Regions from separate parts of the Homo sapiens genome. Here region 2 is linked to region 1. A link is a contact called in ENCODE Hi-C data. All regions are on one chromosome and are shown on one strand. The core of a region is the stretch at or near the end of the contact, and the rest is flanking DNA. Distances in the headings are between cores, read along the strand shown.

Region 1 (5,244 bases), core at 1,067-3,566:
CTGAGTACGGGAGAATTGCTTGAACCAGGGAGGCGGAGGCTGCAGTGAGCCGAGATTGCGCCATTGCACTCACGTCTGGGCAACACAGTAAGGCTCTGTATCGAAAAAAAAAAAAAAAAAAGAAGGGGGTTGCCGGGCACGGTGGCTCATGCCTGTAATCCCAGTACTTTGGGAAGCCGAGGTGGGTGGATCACCTGAGGTGGGGAGTTCGAGACCAGCTTGACAAACATGGAGAAACCCCGTCTCTACTTAAAAAAAAAAAAAATTAGCCAGGCGTGGTGGTGCATGCCTGTAATCCCAGCTACTGGGGAGACTGAGGAAGGAGAATCATTTGAACCCTAGAGGCGGAGGTTGTGGTGAGCGGAGATGGCAGCCATTGCAGTCCAGCCTGGGCAACAAGAGGGAAACTCCATTTCAAAAAAAAAGGAGGGGGGAAGGGGGGTTGAGTCCACTCTCCCCAGCTCACGCCAGATCTCATTTCAGTGGTCACTATTAAAAAAAATTAGATATTTACTTTATTATAGATACTTCCTATGATGATCTGTGAGGACATGCATTTTCTTATCCTGTAATACCATTTGTAACAATAGCAAAACCAGATCATTACTGGTCTGGAAAGACTGTCAATGTATCAGCAAATAAATCTTAATTAACTCTGATGATCTACTTAACTCATAACTCTAAAAGCACTAAAAGACCACTGTATGAAAAGGTGACTCAAGGCAACTGCAAACAAAGTGATCCCCAAAATACTAAAAGCACAATCTCAAGTAAAGTGGCAATAGCTGGGAAACTCTTTTCCAAACACAACTGTCAGAAATGGAAAAATGTCCTCCTGAGTAAAGTTTTCGGCAGAAAACTTCAGGCAGAGGCATAACACTGCTATGCAAAAACAATAACCAGACTTCACTTCAAGAAGTGAGCGAAGAATGTGAGTGATCATAAATCAGAACTTCCGTCAAGCTTGCACGAGTGGAGTTGTAAGTAACAGCAGAAACTTTGAAGTACCAGAAGATACCATCATTCAAAAACGAACACACTTTGACTAGCCCACCTTGGACACGGAGAATCTCGCTGATCACTACAAACTACAAGATAATCATTTAACTTTGAGACCTCAGTGAGAGAGGGTATCAGCTTTTCCTACTCCTTGCACGCTCCGCTGTACGGAAGATGCCGAGGGAACGCATGCCGTGTCTCAGTCCCGGCATAGTCAACCACGCTGGGCAAAAGACGGGGCCAGAGGGTGCAGACGAATATCGGTAACTCGAACCAGGCTGGGAGTTAAGCTAGAAGAAACTGGGGAAGGAGGCAAAACAGAAGCAGGAAAAGAGCAGTGGGGAGCGGCGGGCGCACCAGAGACTGGCGAGAAGGGGAAAAGTCCCCCAGACGCACAAAAATGTCTAGAAGGGGTTCTTCTACTTCGATCTGAGTTTCCCAGGAGCTCAGCCTTGGCTGTCCCGCTCCCCACCCAACCCCACATGATTCCTCCTCTTGGATGGGACGCTTAGGTGAAGCGAGGGGGAGCTTCGCAGGTGGCTCCCGGCAAACTGAGAAGGGTCTCCCAGAGCTGCCAAGAGGAAAGAACTGCGAACAGTCGCTCCCCCGGTACGTGAGAGAGGAGTGACCAGAGGCAAAGGTGAGGCGAGCAGGTTCTCCCTTACCTGCCGCAGGAGCTTCCACCGGGCGGCTCCCAGGGGCGCCGAGACTACGGGCCCCCGAGTGGTGCAGCCAACTGCCGGACTCCCGCCCGCTGCTCGCGCGGTCTCGCCGGTCCCAGCGTCCGCGACTCGCGACTCCATCTCACTGGAGCCTTCCACACCCGGAGGTGCCACCGCCGCAGCTCGTCCCCTGCCAGGACCTGCCAACTTCTTCCCTGTCAGGACCTGTGACGCCCGGCACCCTCCCTCCACCGGACCAGGCATGCGCGCTCTCCCCGAATTCCGCATTTCCGGTACTCGCATCTCCTTGGCAACCAGGGCCGAGCTGTCACGCCATTGCACCATTCTTGCTGGTAGCCATCTTGAGTGAGGGCGGACCAGAGGATGAGAGAGCTGTGGCAGGGCTACTGGAACGCTGTCCCTCATTGTTTTAGCCTTCTGTGCTTCATCTCGAGCTCAGAAGACTAGCGAAGAACGAAAAGTCTTATATATTTCGAGACTAAAGAACCCAGGAACCCAAGAAGACTCCTTGACCACAACAAAGATGGCGAAATCTGCCTGTTGCTCGTGCTAGATTGAGGTTACGTAGATTGGCGTGCTGCAAACCAGCTCTAGGCGGCTCTGGGTAAGTTGTCGTTCTGTGGGCTGCGGAACGCAGACTTCGGCTGGACTTGCCTGCGGTGACACCTGCTCCCCTCTGAGAGCTTCAGGTTCTCCGGCCTGCCTTCACTGGTTTGTGTCCAGAGCCGGACTGATTCTCTCAATTTGCGTATGTATGGGGGGTGTGCTGGTCTCTTTCCTTCTCCCCTTTCTCCCCCCGCCCAGCCACCCACCCCTCAGTCCCCAGGTCCTCGCTTTTTGACTAATGTCCCGGCACTGCGTGCGTGTCACCTGGTCCCTCTCCCTGTTGCATTCAGATCGCCTCATCCCTGGGGTGGAGAGTTGCACGGGGTAAACGAATAGGTTCTCCTGAGAACACCCATTTATCTACCCCACCCCCATCCTAGCCTTGCATACTGTCTTCTTGGGGATGAAAGATGGATGGATAAAGGCTGTGGGAACGTGGTGATGTAGGACCTTTGCAGGTCCTTGTTATTCGGGTCTTTTTTCCCCTTTTTTTACTAGTGTCGGCTAGTAAACTAGTGTTGCTCCCCTACCCCCAATCGCCCATTATTTTGCTGCGACATGGAAAGGGATTAAGGGGGGCGGGGGCGTCGTAGCGCATCTGATCTATGGTAAATTTGACGCAGCATTCTACCTTTGATACCAGGGGGCATTTTGTGGAAGACTTCCATAATGACATTCAGCGGTGTGCAACATACCTAGATTATTCCTGTCGTAAATAATAGCAACTGCCATTTATTGAGTGGTCACTATGTGCCAGGCACTGTATGGTCTTAATGTTAAGCTGTCTCATTTTGTCTTTACAACAACAACCCTAGAAGGTAAATGGTGTCATTTCATTTTTGCAGATGAAGAAACTGAGGCCCGGAGACACAGTTAAGTGTAGGAGCTAAGACCTCAACCCAGGTCTCTCTGACTCTTAACTACTTATTAGCAATCAAGGTTAATAAAAGCTACCTCCTGACAAACCAGAGATGGCCTTACATTTTATTTGTGCATCTTGCAGGGGTTTTTTGTTGTTTTTAATTAAAGCGCTAAATACCTTTTTAACATTAAAAATCCGAAGTTGAGTATGTCCAGTATTTGGAACCGAACCAAATTGGATTTTTTGCTATACAGCTTACTGTACAAGTGACCTGGAACAGTTGCTTAGAACCTCCCACAGCCACAGTTTGGCAACCTGTAAAATGTGCATGGTAATATCTACTTTATTAAGTCCATATAAAATTTAAATTAGACAAACAAGATAAAAGCACCTGGCAGTTAGTTAACACTCAACAATAATTAATCTTCCCTCCCCCACCTTTATTAAATAATTAGGCTTTTCCAGTTTATCTTCCACATATATACCAAAGATACGTTCATAATTATGTAAGACCAAAGGGCTTTTTACCTTTTACAGCCCTGAGTTCCTGAGATACCCCATTAAGTCTGTGTACTTATTTGCAAATTTATATTTTGTTTCTTGTTTTGTTTTTTGTTTTAGTTTAACCCCTATGTGTGCCAGAGTCAGTGCTGCATAGTTTGAGCCTGATAGGATTAACTTTACAAATGAGACATTTAAGTCACATCTGCCAAGAATTATGATTTGAATGAAACTTTAACTTACACAGGTTTTTAGATTTAGTTAGCCTAAGTTATCAGCTGTCTGAAGTTATTCATAACCTAAGTGGGGCATGGCCCTGAAAAGGAGGGATGAGAACTGCTGATCTTAGTTACTCTGAGAACCCACTACTCTGTAATCATACCTATAAAATCATTCGTGTGCTGGCAGCCCCAAAAGGAGCATAAACCAGGGACTTTGATATCATGCAGCAGAAGACCAAATTATTTCTCCAAGCTTTGAAGTATAGTATTCCTCACCTTGGAAAATGCATGCAGAAACAGCATTTGAATCACTATAACTTCGCTGATCATTGTTACAATAGAATAAAATTGAAAAAATATCACCTAACCAAGTGTCTTCAGAATAAACCCAAGATATCAGAGTTAGCAAGAAACATCCCAAGTCGGAGCTTCTCATGTAAGGTATGGACTGTTTAAGTTAACCTATTTGTAGGTCATTAAGATTAATTTTAATTTAAAAATAAAGAATGGGTAGAATATCAGAGCTACTAATTTTCTCAGTAATTCTAACTTGATTTTTCTAATTTTCAAGTCTCAATTGTCTCTAGTCAAAAGTAAGTATAAAAGAGTATATACATCGAGGCAGGCAGATCACCTGAGGTCAGGAGTTCGAGACCAGCCTGGCCAACATGGTAAAACCCTGTCTCTACTAAAAATACAAAAGTTAGCTAGGCGTCATGGCACCCACCTGTAATCCCAGCTACTTGGGAGGCTGAGGCAGAGAATCTCTTGAACCCAGGAGGCAGAGGTTGCGGTGAGCTGAGATCGCACCACAGCACTCCAGCCTGGGTGACAGGGAGACTCTGTCTGAAAAAAAAAAAAAAAAAAAAAGTGTATACATATATTTATAGGGCTCTAATGTAATATATAAAAATGTAGGTTTATAAAAAATGATTCACCTCAGGACTTCCTTAGTATGCCTGCCAGTGCATTTCAAAGTATAATTCGGCCTTCTAAATTTCCTAGAACACTAAATTATAGCTCTTAATAAAATCTAATGATACGCTAATTGTTTTATGAATCACAAATCAGTAAACTTCAGTAAAGGCCATGAATTGTATTTTATTTCTCTGTAAAAAAATGAAAAATAATCTTGCGTTTTTGACCACTTGAGTCATTCAGGAAGACACTGTCAGAGTATTGTACTTCTGCCAGACCCCAAGCTGTGGGCGTGAACTCAACCTTAAGGACCTGATTGCCCTTATATAGAGAGTAACCACATAACCACTTTTGCCTGGCACAGCTCCAGCCTACACCTGTTGTCCCTGTGTAATTATTAATAGTGTCCCCTTTCCTCTCAAAAGTGTCCTGGTTAGAATGGTAAATTATATGG
Region 2 (5,244 bases), core at 1,591-4,090, 1.2 Mb before region 1:
TTATATGTCAAGCATTATTAGGCACTGTGTGGGTGGCGGGAGAAGGTGGAGAGGGGAGGAAAATTTGTTTTTACTTTAGACATGTTTTTGGGTCCAGGAGTTAGTCTACTATATTATTGAGTACCTATTATATGTTAAGCATTATTAGGCACTGTGTAGGTGGAGGGAGAAGTTGGAGAGGGGGAGATAAAAAATTACCAAGAGTTAGTTCCTAGATCCAAATATCTATTAGTAGGTGAAACAGTTGCATCTATTAATATATTAAGAATTTTTGTTCTTATGAAACTTAGTTTGAGGCCAATAGAGAGAATAGCTTTGTTATGTTTCAGGTGGTTAGACAGTACTTTATTTAGAGTATTTAGAGATTCGACAGTTCTGGAGCACCTTAAACATTGAGAGTCTCACTGGCCACCATAGTGGAGCGAGAAAAGGTCTTTGCTTTGAGTTTGTGGTACAGCTGGCCATCTGTATCTGCATTCATGGATATGGAACCTGCAGATGTGGTGGGCCAACTTTTTCTATCACTGATTGGTTGAGTATCTGTAAATTTTGCTATCTGTGGGGGGTCCTCAGACCAATCCCCTGTGGATAGACAGCAAATTGTATGTGGATACCTTTCAGAGTACTTGCTTTGGAGTAAAGCAGATTATTGGATTTGAATCTCAGATCTACAATTTATTAGCTGATGTGACCTTAGATGAATTATTTAACTTCTTTATACCTGGTATTCTCATTTATAAAAATGGTTTAATAGCAATATTGCATTGGGGTAATATGTGAATTATATACATAAATACATCTAAAAGCATTAACTTAGTGCCTGGCACAGGTAAGTAATCAATAAAGGTAAGTTATTACTATTATTATTACATTTGCCCTGGGGAGCTAGAACCCATAGGGGAAGGACTTGAAAACAGATAATAACATACAAATGATAATGTATCAGTGAATATCATGGGAAGAGCTATATACTTTGGAGGGATAAAACAACCTCCATCAAATCCAAAACATGTTTTCATTACTCCCAAACCCTATTGCATAGTCTCAGGTGGGTGTCCGGATTATTCCAGGCTTTCAGTCTAAACCCATGAATTTCTTGGAATTCAGCACTTGAGATCCAAAAGTAAACAATAGATTGGGCAATGTCCTAGACAGAAAAGGCAGTTTTTGTGGGAGGGCCTGTTTTATACTTAAGTGATTACAAATTTTCCTTGACAGCGTGTAGTGGGAGTGACTCTCTTATAGAATTCCAAGGGAAATATTCTCTGGACAGTCCTTATTGGCCTTTAGAGTAGGCCACTACCTACATACTTTAATTTTAGAGAACCTGCTTCAGATTTTATTTTCCCCAGATGTCTGATGTCTAAAATCTTAACAGGCTATTTATTTTTGTGATTTTTTTTTTCTTCCCCAGCTGTAAGGCAAAAATCCCTTGTGGGGAGAGGAAAGTCAAGCTTCAATGCTTTGCTGGCCCACTCTTACTCTCCTCCTCACTGTAGTGTGGCTACTACCTGCATACCCAACCCTTGAAGCTAGACTGTTTTGCTTGGGTGTCTGTTTCCTCTGGCTGTATCTGGTTCCTACTCTTGGTCGTAAATTCCTCCAGGGCAGGACTTATGTCAAAAGACTTTGCAGTATATTAGTTCACCTTTACCCTTACTACCTCTGCAATGATTGGAATGTCCCCTTCAAAAATTCAAGTTGAAACTTGTCATTGTAATAGTATGAAGAGGTGGGACCTTTAGGAAATGATTAGGTCATGAATGAGTTAATTCCATTATCACAGGAGGGTTAGTTATTTCGGGAGTCAATTGGGTTCACATGCCTCCCCCACCCCTACCCCAGTATGATGCCCTCCATCATATTTTGACACAACAATAATGCCCTCTGTCTTGGACTTCCCAGCCTTCAGAACTACAAGCCAAACAAATCTCTTTCTTTATAAATCTACCAGTCTATGGTATTTGGTTACAGCAGCAGAAAATTGACCAAGACAACCCCTTACCATAAACCTGAGTAGCAAATGCAACATCAAAAGTAGGTGAATAGTAAGTAGTACATTATTGTTGTTGATTTCTATGATCTGGTTTCTCTTCCCACAATCCTGAACGGTAAGGTGTTCTCTAGTATTTCTTCAGGACCATAAATTGTGAAGGAGACTGTGATTGTAGTAGACAATTCTAGGCCTTCTGGAACCATCACTAAAGGCAACATACGACTGTGCTAATTAAAAGGAAAAAAAAATCCCTAAACAATCTCGGAAACTGATCTTTCCTGGCCAACAATCTCAGATATAGAAGATTAGATTTACTAAATTTAGAAAGAATCCTTTTTTTTTTCCCCCAATCACAAAAATTATCCAGTAAAATCTATGCTCACTTCCGGTAGATCTGCAACAAGGCACGGTCACAGGTCATTTCAATAACTTGCTAGGCTCTTCAGTACTCAGAGTCCCTGGAAATAAGTCATTAGCAGTGGAAAGCTGCTTTTTAGAATTTTCTAAAACAAATCCATGGGGTTTTGATCTGCTAAATTCGAATGTAGACAACAGCAGCCTTATTTCCCTACTTTTATAATCTAATTTATTTGGCTGTATCTGTGGGCTTAAGAGTTTAGTGTTCTTGGTAAATAACACGTAAAAAAAAAGTCATTTTTCATTTCTACGAACCAGCCCCACCCCGGCGCTCCCTCGGGATCCTCGCTCTAGCCCCGCCTCCGTCCAGCCTGGCTCCGCCCCGTTCGGTAGCGCCGCGCCTTGGAGGTCTGTGGCTAACTTGGTCCGGAAGAAGCGAGGCGGACCTTCTGGCGTTTGAAAAACTTCCGGCGGGAACCGGAAGGTGCGGTGGCACTCACGGAATCTCGGGTCTTCTGACGTGCCGGGCGGGAAGGTGAGCTGTGCGTGCGCCTTGGCGGTCGTCTTGCGGGTTCTCAAGAGCCCGGCGTCCGGGCTCCGGGATCTTTGGGGCCATTAAAAAAGTTCTGAGCGCTCATTTGGGCAATAACACCCCTTTTTTAAAAGTGAGAAGTTCATTACATTTTACTGTCAGCGGTCTCTCACAACCGACCACCCGAAAACCCCTCCTAGCTACCTCGTGACACCTCTTTTCAGCCAAATTGCTGCAGCTCTTAGCGCATAACAGACATAGAAAAGCCTGGGCAAGCCTGTTTTTTTTTTTTTTGAGACGGAGTCTCCCTCTGTCGCCCAGGCTGGAGTGTAGTGGAGCGATCTCGGCTCACTGCAAGCTCCGCCTCCCGGATTCACGCCATTCGCCTGCCTCAGCCTCCCGAGTAGCTGGGGCTACAGGCGCCCGTCATCACACCCGGCTAATTTACCTGGATTGTTTTTATACCTAAAATTATCGGAGGTGGGAGAGGAAGCACCCTTTTCACGGTCATGGTGGCCCTGTCTGAATCAACTGCACCTTCTGTAGTGCGCCTGGCATGTAGGAGGCGCTCAGTAACCGGAGGAAAGGAATGAATTGGGAACTCTCTAGGCAACTTTCCTCGAACCCCTCACGTGACATGTCATTAACATATTGTGTGTGGAATGGGAAACGAGACTAGTCTTGGTGTTCCAGGCACTGGGCTATAGTCCTTTGCCACATATCTTTCCCCTTTGAGTAAACTGTTTCACCTCATTGGGTCTCAGATTTCTGAATATAGCGGGACTGTCTGATCTCAGGTTCTTTCAGCTCTAGTATTTTGTTTTTGTGACTTGGGAATCTGCTAACATTCAAGCACTCTGTTGGTCCTTCATGGAAACTTGTTTAGGTGCTTCTTAAGAAATTGTCCTCCTTTGTTTGCCTTCTTGAATTTAAATTTTTTTTTCCAATTTTAATTTAGTATTTGTTAGTGTGCACGTCCTTTTGCCCCTTTGTCCTGATTTGCAGTCGTCCTAGTTTAGTGGCTCTTCCCTTAGTAACATCATAGCAACCTCCAAATTATTGGTTTGGAATATGCTCATGTGCCTACAGTGATTAAGATAGTTTGAAAGGAGGGAAAAATCCCAAGTCACTGAAGAATAGGAATATTCTTATGTGCCATCACTTCTTCAGAAAGAGATGAATGCAATGTGTGGCATTGCCTAAGAGTGGTGGAAAATAAATGTATATTCCTCTGTAGAGACCATATTTGTACATATTATGTTCATTTAATAGTTGTAGGGCATCTGTTAAGTGCTAGGTTCTATGATATGGAAGTGAATAAGGCACATGCATTTCCTTCTTTCATGGTATTTACTCTCTTGACAGCAGTGCAAGCAATAAACAAGTAAAATAAAAATAATTACAGATTGTGTTATAACCTACTGTATACAGGAAGTAAATAGGCTCCTTTTAAAATATAATTGAGAAACCTATTTTAGGCCTGAAATGTTAAGATCTAAGGGATGCAAGGAGCCAGCCAATTGACAAGCAGGGGGAAGAATACTCCAGGCAGAGAGTACCTGAGGTGGGAAAGAATGTTATGACAAGAGCTGAGGAGCTCCAGCAAGTAGTAAAGGTGGTTAGAAAGGTGAGCAGGGCTCAGTCCGACAGGGCCTTTTCAAAGGCCTCATAAAAATGTGGCTTGATTCTAAGTGAAGGATGGGGTGGGAAGTAATTCGTTGTTTCTAAAGCATATTCTAAATGATCTTGAGTTGATAAGTGGAGAATGAGTTGCAGGGGCAAGAGTGGAAGTAGGGAGGGCAGTTAAGAGGCGAGTGTGGTAGTTCAAGTGAGGGAGGTTGAGGACTAAAGGCTCACTGAAGATCGTGGAGATTCAAGACATTTTGGAGGAGGATCTTATGTGACTTACTAATAGTCTGGATATGTGAGATGAAAGAAAAAAAGATTTGTAACATTTTGACTTAGCAAATGGAACTTTGGAGGATGATAATGTGTTCATTTTCTTGATTGTAGTGATATGTATACATATGTCAAAACATCAAATTTGCACACTTTAAACATGTGCAGTGTATTGCATGTCAATTATATGTCAATGAAGCTGTTAAAGAATTTTCTGGCCAGGCGCCATGGCTCACACTTGTAATCCCAGCACTTTGGGAGGCCGAGGCAGGCAGATCACCTGAGGCCAGGAGTTCGAGACCAGCCTGGCCAACGTGACGAACCCCGTCTCTATCAAAAATAGAAAAATTAGCTGGGTGTGGTGGTACACGCCTGTAATCCCAGTTACTTAGGAGGCTAAGGCAGGAGAATTGCTTGAACCTGGGAGGCAGAGTTTGCAGTGAGCTGAGATCACTCCAGG

Evidence for each region. Hi-C counts contacts between places; a loop is a spot of excess contacts on that map. Pooled maps may share reads with other maps.
Region 2: a loop to region 1 is called in a pooled map, with 7 times the contacts of the local background. The contact joins the promoter of SRBD1 here to the promoter of PREPL in region 1. A Hi-C loop is called at or near these places in 8 of 50 pooled maps.

What each region holds. Positions count from the first base shown.
Region 1 is chr2:44,358,566-44,363,809 of GRCh38, reverse strand. PREPL (prolyl endopeptidase like) reads left to right here and starts at 2,316. Exons shown (of 14, transcript NM_001171613.2): 1 at 2,316-2,430. It overlaps CAMKMT (calmodulin-lysine N-methyltransferase), which reads right to left and starts at 1,863. Exons shown (of 11, transcript NM_024766.5): 1 at 1,665-1,863. The coding sequence starts at 1,802. RefSeq lists enhancers at 1,156-2,049, 1,768-2,237, 1,474-2,673, 2,050-2,944.
Region 2 is chr2:45,608,863-45,614,106 of GRCh38, reverse strand. It overlaps SRBD1 (S1 RNA binding domain 1), which reads left to right and starts at 2,840. Exons shown (of 21, transcript NM_018079.5): 1 at 2,840-2,888. RefSeq lists an enhancer at 3,020-3,189.